2 separate regions of the Homo sapiens genome follow, and region 2 is linked to region 1. A link is a loop called in an ENCODE intact Hi-C map of the cell type or tissue named here. Cell type or tissue: dorsolateral prefrontal cortex. All regions are shown on one strand. Each heading gives the region's core, and the rest is flanking DNA. Links, peaks and the distances in the headings are about the cores only. Region 1 has its middle 31 kb from the start of ACYP2. Region 2 overlaps PSME4 (proteasome activator subunit 4).

Region 1 (2,816 bases), core at 234-2,733:
TTTGCGAATGATGTCTCTCTTGAGGGCTAATCAATACGGCCATTAGCTTCCCAGACAGAGACCACAGCAATGGCAAGCCATGTGAAGCTGACACATTATCTTTATTTCCCATTCTAGTTGAAGCTCTGATGGCAGCACACCAGTCTTCTTTGTTCAATGACATTTTATCTGTGAGCCGTAAAGACTTTACTTCCCACAGCTGACCCAAAATGTTCGATTGGGACAAAACCCAATGGATTGCTACTTTCAAGAGAAATCAAGGTTCTAAGTTTACAGAGAACAGCCATTGTTGGTGTGGTCAGCAGCAAACAGGGTGATGGGAAAGGATAGTGAAACCAGGAGGATTAAAAGAACCAAACACATGTGATGGAGAATGACTCTCTACACAAACATGTTAGGAGAGTCTGGCCTGCTGTCAAGAAGCTCCAGAGTCCTGCTGATAATTACTGTTCCCCCATCCCCCCAAAGGCACAATCTGGACAGAATATGCTCTTACATCCCCCCAGACCCTGGGGCATAAACATCTTTAAAACCCAAACCAAATTCTACATAAAACTGGCCAAATCCCATAAAATTGACCTTGAAAACTGACCCAGGGCAGATCCAGGTTTCAGTTTGGAGTAGTCTGATGCTTGTACAGTTTTGAGCGCTCTCTTTAGAAAGAGAATGCAAGATTACAAATGTAAAATTAAGTACAAAAGTGAATATTTAAACAGAACAAGAAATCACACCAAATTATAAATTTTGAAAAGATGAGAAATGTCCCAAATATCCCCAAATATAAAACAATAATGATTTTTTAAAAGTATAATTTCCAATTTATTTTTTTCCCAGAGTATAACGTTTCTTCCATCTCTAAAGGTTCAGCTCCTTACATGGGCTTTGGTGGAGGTGAAAGGTGACCTGATAAATAAGGTTCTACTACTCCAAAAATAGAATAATGGTTTATATATCAGAATTCTTCAAAGCCTAGAGAAGGTATCCATTTAGGGAATGTCAGTTCAAGGATTAAATGCAAATCTTAGTATTCAGTTTATTTCTTTTTTTCTTTCTTTCTTTCTTTTCTGAGACGGAGTCTCACTCTGTCGTCCAGGCTGGAGTGCAGTGGAGCCATCTTGGCTCACTGCAACCTCTGTCTCCCAGGTTCAAGCTATTCTCATGCCTCAGCTTCCTGAGTAACTGGGACTACAGGAATGCGCCACGCCCGGCTAATTTTTGTATTTTTAGTAGAGACGGGGTTTCACCATATTGGCCAGGTTGGTCTCGAACTCCTGACCTCAAGTGATCCACCTGCCTCCACCTCCCAAAGTGCTGGGATTACAGGCATGAGCCACTGTGCTCAGCCTCAGTTTATTTTTTACTCATAAATAACTCAGATTTGATTTCTTCTTATGGGTTTGCTGGAAGTAAAAATCACATTCACAACCACTGAAGCCAGACATTTGATTACTCTTAACAATTAACAGTATTATTTATTAGGAAAGTAATGCTGTAAGAGTCAGCAAAATGGGGCCTGGCTTCCCGGGGCTTTGTCCTAGTCAGCAACTTGCCTTGCACTGCCCTCTTCCTGCCACCTGTGTCCAGCCTGAGCAAGAAAAGATCTGATGCTCAGGGAATCCCTCATTGGGAAAATTTAAATATGGACCGTATAGTAGATGATAATATTGAAATTAGGTTATCTTTTTATTAGATGTGATGATGGTAATGTGATAATGTAGGTGAATGTTCTTATTTTTAGGTGAGGCGTGGGGAATGTTTCCGGATGGAATATTCTATGTCTTCAACTTACTTTCAAAAAAACAATACAGCAAGTCCTCAAATAAGTCTCTTTGTTCAACGTCGTTTTGTTCAGTGTGAGAAAAATGATGAGAAAAAAAATCATTCCTGGAAATATATTCCTGGTCAGGGCCACTGTCTGTGTAGAGTTGCACGTTCTCCTCACGTCTGTGGGATTTTTCTCCAGGTGATCCAGTTTCCTCCCACGTTCCAAGGCTGTGCACATTTAGTTCACTGGCGGGTCCACGTGGTGGCACTGTGAGTGAGTGGGTGCTTGTGGGGGTGTGAGAGTGCACCCTGCCACGGGACTGCGGACTGTCCGGGGCTGGTTGTCACCTTGTGCCCTGAGCTGCCAGGATGGGCTCTGGCCACCTGTGACATTAAACTGGAGTAAGGGGGCAAATCATTATCTTACTAGTTTTTATTCATCTTTCTTTTTTTTTAAATTCATCTTTCTTAAATGTGTATATAGCTCACATTTATCTCAGTGTCTAATACTATGTGTTTTGGGCTTCAGAAGTTTGGTGATGTTTTTGTGACCAGAAATATGCTGAAGAAACTTAACTCTAGTTTATATCAATTAGCCTGTGGTAAAATTGGCTTTGTTATAAGTTGTTTCTCTGAAAGTTGAAGTTTCCAAGAACTTATTGACAACTTTAAGTGAGGACTTACTGTGTATGGAAAAAGAGATAGAGATGTGAGACAGAGAGAGAGAGGTGGGAGGAGACAGGCAATGTGGCAAAAGTTAAAATTATTTGATCTCAGTGAAGAATATATGGCTGTTAATTATATCATTCTTTCAACTTTTTTGAAGGCTTGAAGTTTTTCAAAATAAAATGTTGGGAAAAATATGTATATATATATATAAAGACTATGTATAGCCTCTGACCTCTGGTGACTCTAAAAGTTTCTTTGAGTCACTTTTTATTTTTATTTTTTTGAGACAGAGTCTCACTCTGTTGCCAGGCTAGAATGCAGTGGCGCAGTCTCGGCTCACTGCAACCTCCACCTTCCAGATTCAAGCAATTCTCCTGACCCAG
Region 2 (2,816 bases), core at 275-2,774, 180 kb before region 1:
CACTTAAGCCCAAGAGGTTGAGGCTACAATGAGCCATGCCTGTGCCACTGTACTCCAGCTTAGGTGACACAGCAGGACCCTGTCTCCAAAAAGAAAAAAAGAAATTGTTCAAAGAATGGCTACTAATAAGGTAATAAAGAAATGGAAGGATGTTTCTAAGAACATATATTCCATTCTGATTTTCTTCAACTGTATCATAAAAACCACAACATGTGTCACTCTTAAAATTTTAGAGTCTGAAGTTTGGTGTTTGAAATAATTTATTAAATATTAGTTAACACCTGGTTGCTGAGTAATTTACAAAGTACATAAAAACTAAAGTATACTGCATATTTATTACTCATAAAAGTCCAATTAACCACAATGATTCTGATGACAGCAGGTATCCTTTGATGACAGCAGGTATCCTTTCTAAAGTGCTTTTTCATAAAAAGTTTTTACTATCAAAACTTTTGATTTCCAATTTACCTCACCTGATTCCAATCTAGCTTATTACTGACTTTGTATTCCACTCCTCTACAGGTTCTCTATAAGGTCACTCATAACCTCGATTTTGTTGATCTAATAGATATTTTTCTGTTTTGATTGTACTTGACCTCTCTAATTTTGTCCATTTAAACTGCTCTCATTAAGGTCAACAACAGAATAGTCAATGAGTCAAACCTACAACACTCTTGAATTATACATCTGCACCAGGGGTCAGCAAACATTTTCCATAAACGGCCAGAAAGCAAACAGCAAAGCCATTTGCTCTCTGTCTCAACTACTCTTCTCTGCCACTGTAGAGTGAAAGTAGCCATACATAATATATAAATGAATGAACATGGCTGTGTTTCAAGAAGTTTTAAAAAAGCAAGCTTTTACTTTTACAAAAGCAAGCAACTGAGCCTGAGCTATAGTTTATTGACACCTCTGTCTTACAAGCTTCATGGAAGATGTTTAGGGCTCGTCTTCATTATCTCCAAAAAACAATGACTCTACTCACTGAGTCTTCCTTCTAGAAAGACCTCTCCCTGCCTTCTGTGATTCTTCCCGATTTCTTGATACCTTTCTGACCTCTCCAGGGTCACTCAGCTCTTCTATTTGGCTTCTAAAGGAGTTTCTCAACATATGCCCCTTGGTCCTCTTCTTATTCTCCTCCTAGGCTTTCTTATCCATGCCCATAGATTTCAATTATAATCAACATACATGGAAATGGTATCTTCGGACTCAGATGTCTAACTGCCCACTTGATGGTGCTCTTAGGTCATTGGAACCACTTCAAATTAAACTAGTCCAAATTAACTATGTCATCATCTAACTACTCTCTCTCTCTCTCTGATGTGCCCAGCAACTAGTTGTACGATCCAAAAGCTTAGTAACTTTGACATTTCCTTTTTTCAGTCCCCTCATATTCAATCAACAAGTCCCATCCGTTCTCACTCTTAATTCACTCTCAATCTATTTCTTTCTACCTGACAGTATAAGCAATCATTATATATTACCTATACTTTATTACATCCCCATAGGATGTAGTATTTGCCTTATCCTGTATAATTTCCTTTCTTCTCTACTCCAATTGCATAAGCTTTCATACCACTGCTCAAACTTACCATATTTCTTCCTTCCTGTCTTAAGCCCTTCCTTCACACTGGTCATACTACTCTAAACTTCTTGGTCTTTCATCCCTCTCTCCCATATGCCAGCCAGGCTACTTGGCCACTAGCACTCAAGTTAAACAATTATTTTCCTCAGGAAAGTCTGCTTCTTATATTTTCTTCATCATAATACTGATCACAAACAGAGGTAAATAACTAAATAATGAGTCTCCTCATATTAGTATGAAACAAAGATCATACCTGTTTAAAGGTGAATCGTGCTGATATCTTCAATTTACTTTGAAATACATTAAAAAAAAGAACAGATATGCGATAAAGCAAATACAGCAAAATCTTAAATACAGAATCTCAGTGGTGAAGAAGATATGGATGTTTACCGTAGAATTTTTTCAGCTTTTCAGTATGTTTGAAAATGTTTACAGTAAAATAGGAAAAAAACCCTATACCTTGAATTGTTGCTGTGTAACACCTTGTCTATCAGGCCTTAAGAACTCCAAAACCAAGGGAATGATATCTCTGCAACAGAAGTTATATGCTCCCAAGGCAGCAAAAAATGTTTGCTGAGCCTTATTTCTCACCTGGAGGAAGTATTATTAACAAAGGACTTTTATTAAATAGTAAAGTACAAAGCAGTTTAAAACAAATTATCAAAAACAGTAATGATAATTTACATGTTTTTCTCATTAACAAAATAAATTTCAAAGCACGTACCCTAAAAAAGAAGTAAATGATTATCTTTACTTATATCAAAAGGAAAGCACAATACCACCGACCATATCCATGGTTTAGGTTACACTGACTGAAATATGTTTGATAAAGGGGAGACTGAATGGAACCTATATGCATTTGCTCAGTAACATAGCTAAAAGTAATCAGCATACTACTAAACTTTTTATTCTGAATTATTCTAGATATAAAGAGCCAGATTTTCTCTTATGTCCACATGAGGAAAATTAAAGAATTTCCAGGAGGAACTAAAATAAACCAAAACAGACACATAACAACTTAACCCTTTTAAGGCAAACCTTAAGTACAATCTCACATATTTTTGACCCAAACAAAATATTCAGTATAAATTTACAACTTATGAACTAGTTAAATAGTAATGGATAATAACTGGTTATAGTAGGATGGGCGCAGTGGCTCACGTCTGTAATCCCAGCACTTTGGGAGGCTGAGGTGGGTGGATCACCTGAGGTCAGGAGTTAGAGACCAGCC

What was found. A loop is a pair of places that touch in the nucleus more often than their neighbours do. Peaks named below come from ENCODE experiments on the same cell type or tissue, not always from the same donor. Only the 100,000 strongest peaks of a DNase experiment are listed, where the experiment ranks them.
Region 2: it touches region 1 in a loop (5-fold over the local background); 5 of 110 quality-filtered maps call a loop at or near these places.

The regions. Positions count from the first base shown.
Region 1 is chr2:54,083,247-54,086,062 of GRCh38, forward strand. It overlaps a transcript of ACYP2 not described here. Among named protein-coding and RNA genes, the nearest start is that of ACYP2, 31 kb to the right of the region's middle. RefSeq lists a silencer at 1-120. In dorsolateral prefrontal cortex, for the core only: a CTCF peak has its summit at 1,576; a DNase peak (open chromatin) is centred at 1,535; H3K27ac peaks cover 893 bases.
Region 2 is chr2:53,901,981-53,904,796 of GRCh38, forward strand. It overlaps PSME4 (proteasome activator subunit 4), which reads right to left. Exons shown (of 47, transcript NM_014614.3): 27 at 2,045-2,176. Among named protein-coding and RNA genes, the nearest start is that of GPR75-ASB3, 43 kb to the left of the region's middle. In dorsolateral prefrontal cortex, for the core only: a CTCF peak has its summit at 1,222 (motif pointing right); no DNase peak of the experiment used is centred there; H3K27ac peaks cover 1,365 bases.